2 separate regions of the Homo sapiens genome follow, and region 1 is linked to region 2. The links are chromatin contacts, found by POLR2A ChIA-PET in ENCODE. All regions are on one chromosome and are shown on one strand. The core of a region is the stretch at or near the end of the contact, and the rest is flanking DNA. Distances in the headings are between cores, read along the strand shown. Region 1 has its middle 20 kb from the start of ATG16L1. Region 2 overlaps EFHD1 (EF-hand domain family member D1).

Region 1 (4,890 bases), core at 1,916-4,415, 580 kb before region 2:
ATTTCCACCCACATTGCAGAATGTGCACCCTAACCACAGCTTTACCAGTTTTGGTATTACAACGACAAGAAATTCTTGTTGGTTTGATAGATTGTGATAATATCTGACTGTTGTTTGAATTTGCATTTTATGGGTAAAATTGTGGATTTTCTCACATATTTGTTATTTTCTGTTTTTTTCTCTTGGGGTAATATCTGTCTAAATACTTTGCCCATTTTGTATAGGCAAAGAATAAAAAATTACCTGTGAGTTATTTGGGGGGAAAGCTAGCAAGATATAATATTTTTGGTATGAGTTTTCAGGATTTGTCTAAGAGACATTCTTTGCAAGGCAGACAGGAGGTGGGTGTGGATGGGGTCACTCAACTTTTGAGTGTTAGGAAGCCTCTTATAGGAAGTTATAAAAATTCGTCCCTTAGTACTTATGAAACATTGTGGTATCTGAGTGTTTCCATATGTTGGCATTTCCGTATTTTTGGATGAAAAGTTCTGCTAACTAAGGTATTATCATAGGGGTGGGTGGTCACTACTTGCCCAAGCTGAGACTTCTGTGGGAGGATAAGGCAGAATTATTTTAGAAGGTCAAGGAAAACCTTAGTAAGTCCTCAAGTAGAGCAGCTGTGCAGGGCAGGACGGCTTCTGAACAGCCACACCAAGCACAGTGTAATGACACCCTTGCATTCACTGGTCCAAAAATTATATTATACCTCGAGGTAGTGGTGCCCCTCCTGCAGGCCCCAAGTCATGCCTAATGGCTTGGCTAGTAACCTTTTATGTAATCTATTTCTCTGAGTTCTTGACCTACTCCCTTCTTTGAGTCAGGGCCCCTTTGAGACTTAATTCAACAAGTATTCATGGTGTGCTTATGATATCTCAGCTACTATTCTGGGTGATAAGCCTATATCAGTATCTCTGCCCTCAGTGAGCTTTCATTCTAAGGGGGAAGAAACAGATGATATTAAAAAAAAAAAAAAAAAAACAGACAAAAAACAAAACAAAACAAAAAAAACACACCGGCCAGGTGTGGTGGCTCATGCCTGTAATCCCAGCACTTTGGGAGACTGATGCAGGCAGATAACGAGGTCAAGAGATTGAGACCATTCTGGCCAACATGGTGAAACCCTGTCTCTACTAAAAATACAAAAATTAGCCGGATGTGGTGGAGGGGGCCTGTAATCCCGGCTACTCAGGAGGCTGAGGCAACAGAATCGCTTGAACTTGGGAGGCGGAAGTTGCAGTGAGCCGAGATTGTGCCATTGCACTCCAGCCTGGCGATACAGCGAGACTCTGTCTCAAAAAAACAAACAACAACAACAATGCCCGCCCCCCAAAAAAAAACATACGAAAGAAATAAATAGTCTGTGTTGGAAGGTGATGAGTTCTATGGAAAAAAGAAGCAGAGCCGGGTGACGGTAATGGGGAGTGGGTGGGGGTGCAGTTTCTGCATCAACAAGGTGGCCAAGATGGGCCCATTGAGAAGGTGCGATTTTAAGGCCAGGCGCGGTGGCTCACGCCTGTGATCCCAGCACTTTGGGAGGTTGAGGCGGGCAGATCACTTGAGGTCAGGAGTTTGAGACCAGCCTGGCCAACATGGTGAAACCCCGTCTCTGCTAAAAATACAAAACTTAGCCGAGCATGGTGGCACGTGCCTGTAGTCCCAGCTACTCGGGAGACTGAGGCATGAGGATCACTTGAACCCGGGAGGTGGAGGTTGCAGTGAGTTGAGATCATGCCACTGCACCCCAACCAACCTGAGTTACAGAGTGAGACTCTGTCTAAAAAAAAAAGGAAGAAGGTGAGATTTTAGCAAAGCTCTGAGGAGGTGAGGGAGTTGGCCATGAGGTCATCTGGGGGAGAACATCCCAGGCAGAGGGATCAGCTAGAGCAACAGCTCCTCCATAGTAGGTGCAACTGGGCCCCGCTGAGCTCCTCTGTAGCAGCGCTGGCACCCTCCCTCTGTTGTTGGGGTCGGGGGTGTTGTCCGCTAAAGCTTCACACCTGTCCCCCTCTCCAGAGGATAGCCCTTGGCTGACCTGACCTGCTTCCTGTCCTGGACATGCCTGGGAGGGGACCAATGCCTGACTGATGGGGGCAGGGACAAGTGTCCAATCCCCTTTCCCCTGAGAGGGACCATCTCTGGAAGTAATGTATGTTCCAGAGCTCCCCCTGGGATCAGGCTGAGACTAGACTTCTCCCAAAAGAATCTTTGCACAAAAACCCCAGGCTCAGGCTCTGCTTCCAGGGAACCAAGTCTAAGTCAGTCCTAAGGCCAGAGCTCGCCTGACATGTCCCCAAAACAGCAGGGGAGCCATCGTGGCTACAGCGTGTCTCCCCGGGCAGTGTGCACATACATACAACCGTGTGTACAGCTCTGCCTGAGCGCTGTGGAACCAGGTTCAGCAGCGTGGAATCTCCTGGGCCCCCACCTATGATTGGTAATCACACATGTTAACTTCCTGATAAAGCATCCATTTCTCCCCAAAAGAGAAAAGGGTTGGAAGGGCATCTTCTCAGATAGAACTTTCTGTCTTTAGTTAAGAAAAGCTGCCTATTTGCCTCTGTCCAAAGCTGCTTTCCTGGAAAATAAGTGGACCCATCTGCTATGGATTGAATTTTGGGTCCCCACCAAATTAATATTTTGTAGCCCCAGCTCCCATTATGATGGTATTTGGAGATCGGGCTTCTAGGAGGTAATTAAGGTTAAATGAAGCCATAAGGGTGGGTGGCTTTATAAGAAGAGGAAGAAAGGTGCCTGGGCTCGGTGGCTCACGCCTGTAATCCTAGCACTTTGGGAGGCCGAGGTGTGCGGATTACCTGAGGTCAGGAGTTCGAGACCAGCCTGGCCAACATGGCAAAACCCCATCGCTACTAAAAATACAAAAATTAGCCGGGTGTGGTGGCACACGTCTGTAATCCCAGCTACTCGGGAGGCTGAGGAAGGAGAATCGCTTGAACCCAGGAGGCAGAGGTTGTAGTGAGCCGAGATCGTGCCATTGCACTCCAGCTCGGGTGATGGGAACAAGACTCCATCTCAAAAAAAAAAAAAAAAAAAAAAAAAAAAAAAAAGAAGAGGAAGAAAGGGAAAGAGAAAGCAGAAATTTCTTTCCTGCTATCTCTGCCGTGTGAGGACACAGTGAGATGACAGGCGTTCATCAGCCTGGAAGGGAGGCCTTATCAGAAACTGAACTTGCTGGTACCTTGATCTTGGACTTCAGCCTCCAGAAACGTGAGAAATAAATTTCTGTTGTTTAAGCCACCCACTCTGTGGCTTTTTGTTGTGGCAGGCTGAATAGACTCATACATTACCAAAAGCACAAAAAGCAGTTTCGAAAATTCTAGAGTGAGGTTTGCGAAGATCACTTTTCTAATCCTGTTGGTAAATAGTCCTTGCAATGCCACCACCCAGCTCCAGGGAGGCCAGCGACAGAGGGTGTGAGAACCAGGCCCCAGATTACTTTTCTACTTTCATACCTAACCATAAGATGGAAGCATTGTCTGAAGACAGACTGAGGGAGAGTGTTCTCAGAATTTTAATCATTGCCTGTGTAGTTGCTGTTCTGCGAACACTGAGATCATCTCCTCTTGTATAGAAAATTAATACCAAGAGGTAATGTGTTGTCGTTTTTTTTAATGTAAAATGCTTAACCCATCTCTGCATATTCTGGCAATATAACCAAACTCTTGACAAGGAGTTGAAAAGAACAAGCTTAGAGACTGGAGACACAATTTTGGGGACTTGGTTCCCTACCTTTCTTTCTTCTTTCTTTCTTTCTTTCTTCTTCTTCTTTTTTTTTTTTTTTTTTGAGACAGAGTCTCTCTCTGTCTCCTAGCAGTTGCACAATCTCAGCTCACTGCGACCTCCGCCTCCCAGGTTCAAGCGATTCTCCTGCCTTAGCCTCCCAACTAGCTGAGACTACAGGCGCACACCACCACTCCTGGCTAATTTTTGTATTTTTGGTGGAGACAGGGTTTCACCATGTTGGCCAGGCTGGTTTCGAACTCGTGACCTCAGGTGATCCACCTGCTTCAGCCTCCCAAAGTGCTGGGATGACAGGCTTGAGCCACCAGGCCTGGCCTTTACCTTTCTTATATGACCTTTGCCAGTGCCCTGACCTCCCTGAACCTCAGTTTCTTCCTCTATAAAATACACATAGGCCCCACCCTATAGAGCAGTGAGGATCAAGTAGAGAACCCATGAGATAGTGCATTTTATCTTAGCCCAGAGGCATCCATCTCTTCAACCAGTACTAGCAATTCCTGAGATAGGTAACTTGCTGGATTGGAGTGGGTTTACCTTATTCCTGAGTAGATTGTCATGTGGCCTTAGCCCAAGAGAAGTCCAAGAGCTCAACAAAATTTCATAATCTTGGGTGCACACCTGTGTCTGCTCACAGGTAAGAGAATGGATGGGTACAAATAAGGAAGAAAGAGCCTCTGTAGGGAGAATGGGCTAGCCAGTGCTCAATTAGCTACATCAGCATGACCTGGGGCAGGGGGGGTAGTGTTCAAAATGTATGTTCCTAGGTTTTGCGAACTCCCCTGGCTCCTGTGTCCCCCAGCCACTGTATCAGATTCTTTATGAATGGTCCCAAGCCAGGCACTTTTTAAAATTTTATTTATAGAGACAGGGTCCCACTATGTTGCCCAGGCTGGCCTTGAACTCCTGAGCTCAAGCAATCCTCCCACCTCAGCCTTCCAAATTACAGGCGTGAACCACTGCACCTGGCCAAGGACCTGCATTTTTAAAACAGGCACCTCACATATTTCTTATGTACACCTAAGTTTGAGAAGCAAAGGTCTGGTAACTAGATTAGATTTTGCAGTCACTAACAGGTTACTATAAATTTTATACCCCTAAGTTATAAGTACATGTTTTGAATAGCCTGCTTGG
Region 2 (5,202 bases), core at 1,918-4,417:
CTATTCACAGGAGCAATCCCACTGCTGACCAGCACGGGAGTTTTGACCTGCTGCTTCTGACCCGGGCCAGTTCACCCCTCTTTAGGCAGCCTGGTGATCCCCCCTAACCCCACCTCCCCTCTTGGGAAGTCACCGTATTGATGCTGAGCTCAGTGTGGGCACCCGATGGGCACAGACCCCAGAAAGCCCAGAACTCTTGGGCTCAGGAGATCCTCCTAAGTGGCTGGAACTCCAGGCATGTATCACCACGCTCAGTCCCTTTCATCTTTATAGTCTCCAGACTCTGTTAGGGGGAGACTCTGGTTCCACTGGCAGTTGGAAAGATTCTAAACCAGCCCCACCACCCTCTTGGGAGAGACTTGGCCCCATCTGTAACTTGAGACTGCCATGAGCCTTGTGTGCCTTGCAGAGTGGTCGAGGGGCCCAAAGGAAATCATCCCCTTGCACAGGACACAGGCCCAGGTAAGCTATCGGTGAGGAGGCTATTTTTTTAAAGTAGCACTTGTCTGCGGTCATGAGGAAGCAGACAGTTCCCAGGGCTTCCACTCTAACAAGCTGCCCACACCCAACTTGTCCCAGACAGCCTCATCTTTAGCTTTCTGGGGAAAACCCAAATCCGCCACCTGCCATGGTCACTGTGCTACCGCTCCACAAAGCCATTCCTGAGTGACTGTTAGGGCCCAGTCCTATCAGAGGATAAGGCCCGCCTCCCCAGGTCTCCTGGAAAAGGCTTCTCAACTCATCTACTAGTTGAGGCCACCACTGAGCGGTAGAGTGAGGCGTGACTGTGTGGGCCGCTTGACCATCTGCTGCTGTGCGTGCCCACTGCCTGGGAAAGCCCCCAGATCCGCCAAAGGGCCCGAGGTGACTCCGACCCCAACCCCACCCAGGGCCAGCTAGCAAGAGGACAGCAGCAAGGGACAATGGCTGGTCTCCGGCGTCCTCCCGGTTTCAGGTCCATGAGTCAGTCACTTATTCTCTTGGCTTCCACTGTGCAGAGAGCCCCAGGCTTTCTTGGTTTTCTAACTTCCCTCCCAGGAATTATCCTGCCATTCATGGAAAAAGAAGCTGGCCAGCCTTTGTCCACCAGAGGTTCAGCTGTTGGAAACTCCCCAGGGATCTCTCAGATAGGGTGTTCTCAGGAGGGTAGCAGTGCCCCAGAACACGCCTTAGTGATGGGAGGGGGTTGCCTGCATCTCAGGGACACCAGGACACAAGAGTACCTTCTTCTCTTCACACAGAAAGGCTTGGAATAGAAATCACGCATTGCCTTTTTCAACAGCCAGGCGCTGGCCCCACAAAGTGAGGTCCCCAGACCAGAGCATCACGGTCACCCAGGAGTGTTACAAATGCAGTCTCAAGTTCTACCGAGACCCCTAGACCTGCTGAATCAGAGCCTGCATGTTCACAAGCCCCCCACACCACAGCCCCTGGGCACGTTCAAGGCAGAGAAGGGCAGCACAGACTACACCCACCGGCAGGTGGTCTTCCCAGGGGCCCTCCTGGGGTTACCCTATGGGTGTCCCCAGCTGTGCCTATCTAGATGAGCCTCGGAGACTCCCTAAGGTCACAGGACTGTAGTCCCTCTCCCTACATCCCTGCCTGCAAGGTTCTCTGAGTTTCTAGTTTTCTCTGGTTGGGTGGGTCCTCCCCAGCTGTCAAATCACCTGCTCCTCCTTCCTGCCCAACCAGCTGCGGGCTGGGAAACAGTCACTCCCAATGCTCTAGCTGCATGCAGACTGAGGGTGGGCAGGCTCTGAAAAAGGGCCAGGGGACTCAGAGATACAAAAGCTTTGACCCAAAGTTTTCATCATCCAATCAAACCACTCATAGCCACTTTTGTCCGATAAACTCCCAGCTCTCCTTGTGCCCCAAACACTCGGCTTATTCACTCACTGCAGTGAGTGTGATACTAGCTCACTGCAGCCTCCAACTCCCAGGTTCAAGCAATCCTCACGCCTCAGCCTCCTGCCTAGCTGGGACCACAGGTACGTACCTCCTATGCCCAACTAGTTTTTCATATTTTTTGTAAAGACAGAGTTTCGCCATGTTGCTCAGGCTGGTCTTGAACTCCTGTACTCAAGCAATCCTCTTGCCTCGGCCTCCCAAAGTGCCGGGACTACAGGAGTGAGCCACCTTGCCAGGTCTGCATAAAAGTTCTGAAAGGAGGCCGGGTGCAGTGGCTCATGCCTGTAATCCCAGCACTTAGGGAGGCCGAGGTGGGTGGATCACCTGAGGTCAGGAGTTTGAGACCAGCCTGGCCAACCTGGTGAAACCCCGTTTCTACTAAAAATACAAAAATTAGCCGGGTGTGGTGGTGGGTGCCTGTAATCCCAGCTACTTGGGAGGCTAAGGTAGGAGAATCACTTGAACCTGGGAGGCAGAGGTTTCAGTGAGCCGAGATCATGCCATTGCACTCCAGCCTGGGCGACAAGAGCAAAACTCCGTCTCAAAAAAAAAAGTTCTAACAGGAGAGTCCTGAGGGGCCAGGAAACTGGGTTGGAAGGGCCCCTGGAAACCTAATTCTTCTGGAATTCCCAGGAGCCCTGTGGATATCAGGGAACAGATGTTCCCAAACAACACAGGGTTTCCACACTAGACTCCATTTGGGCTGTGCCTGGTGCAGTTCCAGCAGTGCCAAGGTCAGGGAAGGAAACGGCCAGAGGGAGGCCCCGACGAGGGGGTGTGCAGTGGCCCAGGGGGCACAGGTCTCAGAGCAGGCCAGGGCAGCCAGCCCAACGCAAGCGGACTACAGGGCGCCAGGCCATCACCCCAAGTGGGAGATGAGGACACCCTGGGCTGCCACCCATGCAGCTCTCGACATTTCCTCTCCACCCACTGCTGCCAGCAGGACCTTTTCCTGCTTTCTCCACTCCAGGCCCACACCACCTTAAACCCAGCAGCCCTCAGTGGAAAGAACACTGGGCTGGAACATAAGTGCCCTAATTAAGGCCATGACTGCACACCGAGTGGTCATGAGGTCTTGTGCACAACCTGAGAAGGTGGTCACTTACCTTTTTCCAGGTCTCACTTACAGGTGTGTGCCCGTGTGGGTCAGTGGCTCTGCTGGAGGGAACCGCATGACCCCACTGAAGGCTCACATTACCTCCCATGGCCGCAGGGAGCTGTGAAGCTCCTCTCAGCAGTCATCAGGGCCTCAGTGCAGCTACAGCTGGCAGAGCTCAGAAGCCTCCACAGAGGTCAAGGTGCCCACTCTGCCATGGCCTTGGGCCAAGCCCTGGGCTGGGCGTGGGGACTGCAGGAAGAGGTTAGCCACTTTCAGCCATGAACATTCTGTCTCTGCTTTCCCAGGGAAACTCTGGAAGGTGGGGGAGCATCATAAGAATCAGCAATAACCGGCCGGGCACAGTGGTTCATGCCTGTAATCCCAGCACTTTCTGGGACCGAGGTGGGTGGGGATCACCTGAGGTCAAGAGTTCAAGACCAGCCTGGCCAACATGGTGAAACCCCATCTCTACTAAAAATACAAAAATTAGCTGGGCATGGTGGCGCATGCCTGTAATCTCAGCTACTCAGGAGGCTGAGGCAGGAGAATAGCTTGAACCCAGGAGGCGGAGGCTGCAGTGAGCGGAGATCATGCCACTGTACTCCAGCCTGGGTGACAGAGTGAAACACTGTCTCAAAAAAAAAAAAAAAAAAAAAAAAAAGAAGAGAAGAGAAGAGAAAAGAGAGAATCAGCAATAACAGACAACGGACAGACCTAAGTGTAATCAACTGGGAATTGCAGGGTTACAGGAGAGAGGCTGTGGGGGCCATTCAGCTCAGTGAGAGCAAGGCCTGGGTGGGGGGAACCAGAGAGAGAGAAGACTGTGACAGCCAACTGGAGTGGGCCTTAAGGGTCCACATGAGGAGTCTAGACTTTTTTCCTTGGGCAATAGGGAGCTACCGAATGTTGTATATTGCCCCACCCCAACCCAAAATAACTTGTGAAGAGGGAAGCAAGGTAATGACATCTTGGGCTCTGGTGAGCCCGGCTAAAACATGTTGGACGGATGGGGGAGGCCAGGTCTGAGGCAGCTACTACAGGCTCAGGGCAGGTGGTCCAATAGGGCCTGGAGGTCAGGCTGCCTGCAGAGACTGTGCCAGCCAAGGCCCTGCCTGGCTATGCAGGGGATGGTGTCGAGGATGGCTGAGATTTGGAGGCTGGAAAGCTGGGAGGTGGGAAGAACATTAGTGAGACGGGCATGTGACACTGGACAAGAGTGCAGGCCACTTGGGTTCAAATCCCAGCTCTACCGCTTACAAGGTGTGTGACTTTAGGCGAGTTCCCTGGCTTCTCTGTGCCTCAGTTTCCTCATCTGTGAAATGGGGTCTGATATCGTACCTCCTTTGGAGTGTCGTGAAGCATGAGTTCCCATGTGGAAATCGCTAAGCACAGCCCTGCACACAGTCAGTGGGGCTGTTAGGTGGCATTAGGGATACCCAATGATCCATGAAGTCAGCCATTATAGGGTGGAGAGGCACGACGCATTTAGAGAGGAGGCAGAGACCTTGTCACCACCAAAGCCAAACAGGACAGCATCGGAGGCCAGCATTTCTCCAAGGCTGCAACAGAGTTCACTAGGTCCTCGTGGGCAAAGAGTGAGGGCTGTCAGCAGCCAGATTTTTTTGATCAGGGCTGTCCCAAGGCACAGTGGGTGCTCAGTGAGGGGTGCTGGGGAAACCTGGGGGTGGAGATGTCAAACCCTAGAGCTGGGATCAGCTACGGCCCTGTGGGGTGGGGGTCTCTGCTGTTTCACCACCCAGAAGGGGCAGAGTGGCCAGCCGTGGGCACGAGGCAGGGGGCCATCCTCCTACTTCCTGCAAACCTGACCCGTGGCAGGGGGCTGAGGCGTGTCTGCCTTGGATGTGGCCCGCTCCAGGGCTCTGCCTGGCCTGGAAGGATGCTGCCACTGTCACTGCCAACCCAGGTCTGAGCTCCAAAACCAAAGAATTTCCCTTCATTCAGCAACATGACTGGGAGTAAGGTGTGCTAGGCTAAGATTAAAAAATAAAATAACAGGAGGCCAGCATGGTGGCTCACACCTCTAATGCCAGCATTTTAGGAGGCTGAGGCAGGAGGATCACTTGAACCCAGGAGTTCAAGACCATCCAGGGCAACATAGTAAGACCTATCTCTCAAAAAAAAAAAAAAAAAAAAATTGCCAGGCATGGTGGCTCACGCCTGTAATCCCAGCACTT

The links. ChIA-PET counts read pairs that join two places held with the same protein, here RNA polymerase II (POLR2A).
Region 1: POLR2A ChIA-PET joins it to region 2 with 16 read pairs in BJ. The contact joins two enhancer-like sites. POLR2A ChIA-PET finds 5 or more read pairs at or near these places in 3 of 52 experiments (BJ, CD4-positive, alpha-beta T cell and activated T-cell).

What each region holds. Positions count from the first base shown.
Region 1 is chr2:233,229,551-233,234,440 of GRCh38, reverse strand. No RefSeq gene overlaps it. Among named protein-coding and RNA genes, the nearest start is that of ATG16L1, 20 kb to the left of the region's middle. Within about 2 kb of position 3,165, at least 3 of the 41 ENCODE cell types and tissues checked have a DNase peak (open chromatin) inside an H3K27ac peak, as active enhancers do.
Region 2 is chr2:232,644,903-232,650,104 of GRCh38, reverse strand. The region is part of intron 1 of EFHD1 (EF-hand domain family member D1); the gene reads right to left. It also overlaps the pseudogene RN7SL359P. Among named protein-coding and RNA genes, the nearest start is that of EFHD1, 14 kb to the right of the region's middle. Within about 2 kb of position 3,167, at least 5 of the 41 ENCODE cell types and tissues checked have a DNase peak (open chromatin) inside an H3K27ac peak, as active enhancers do.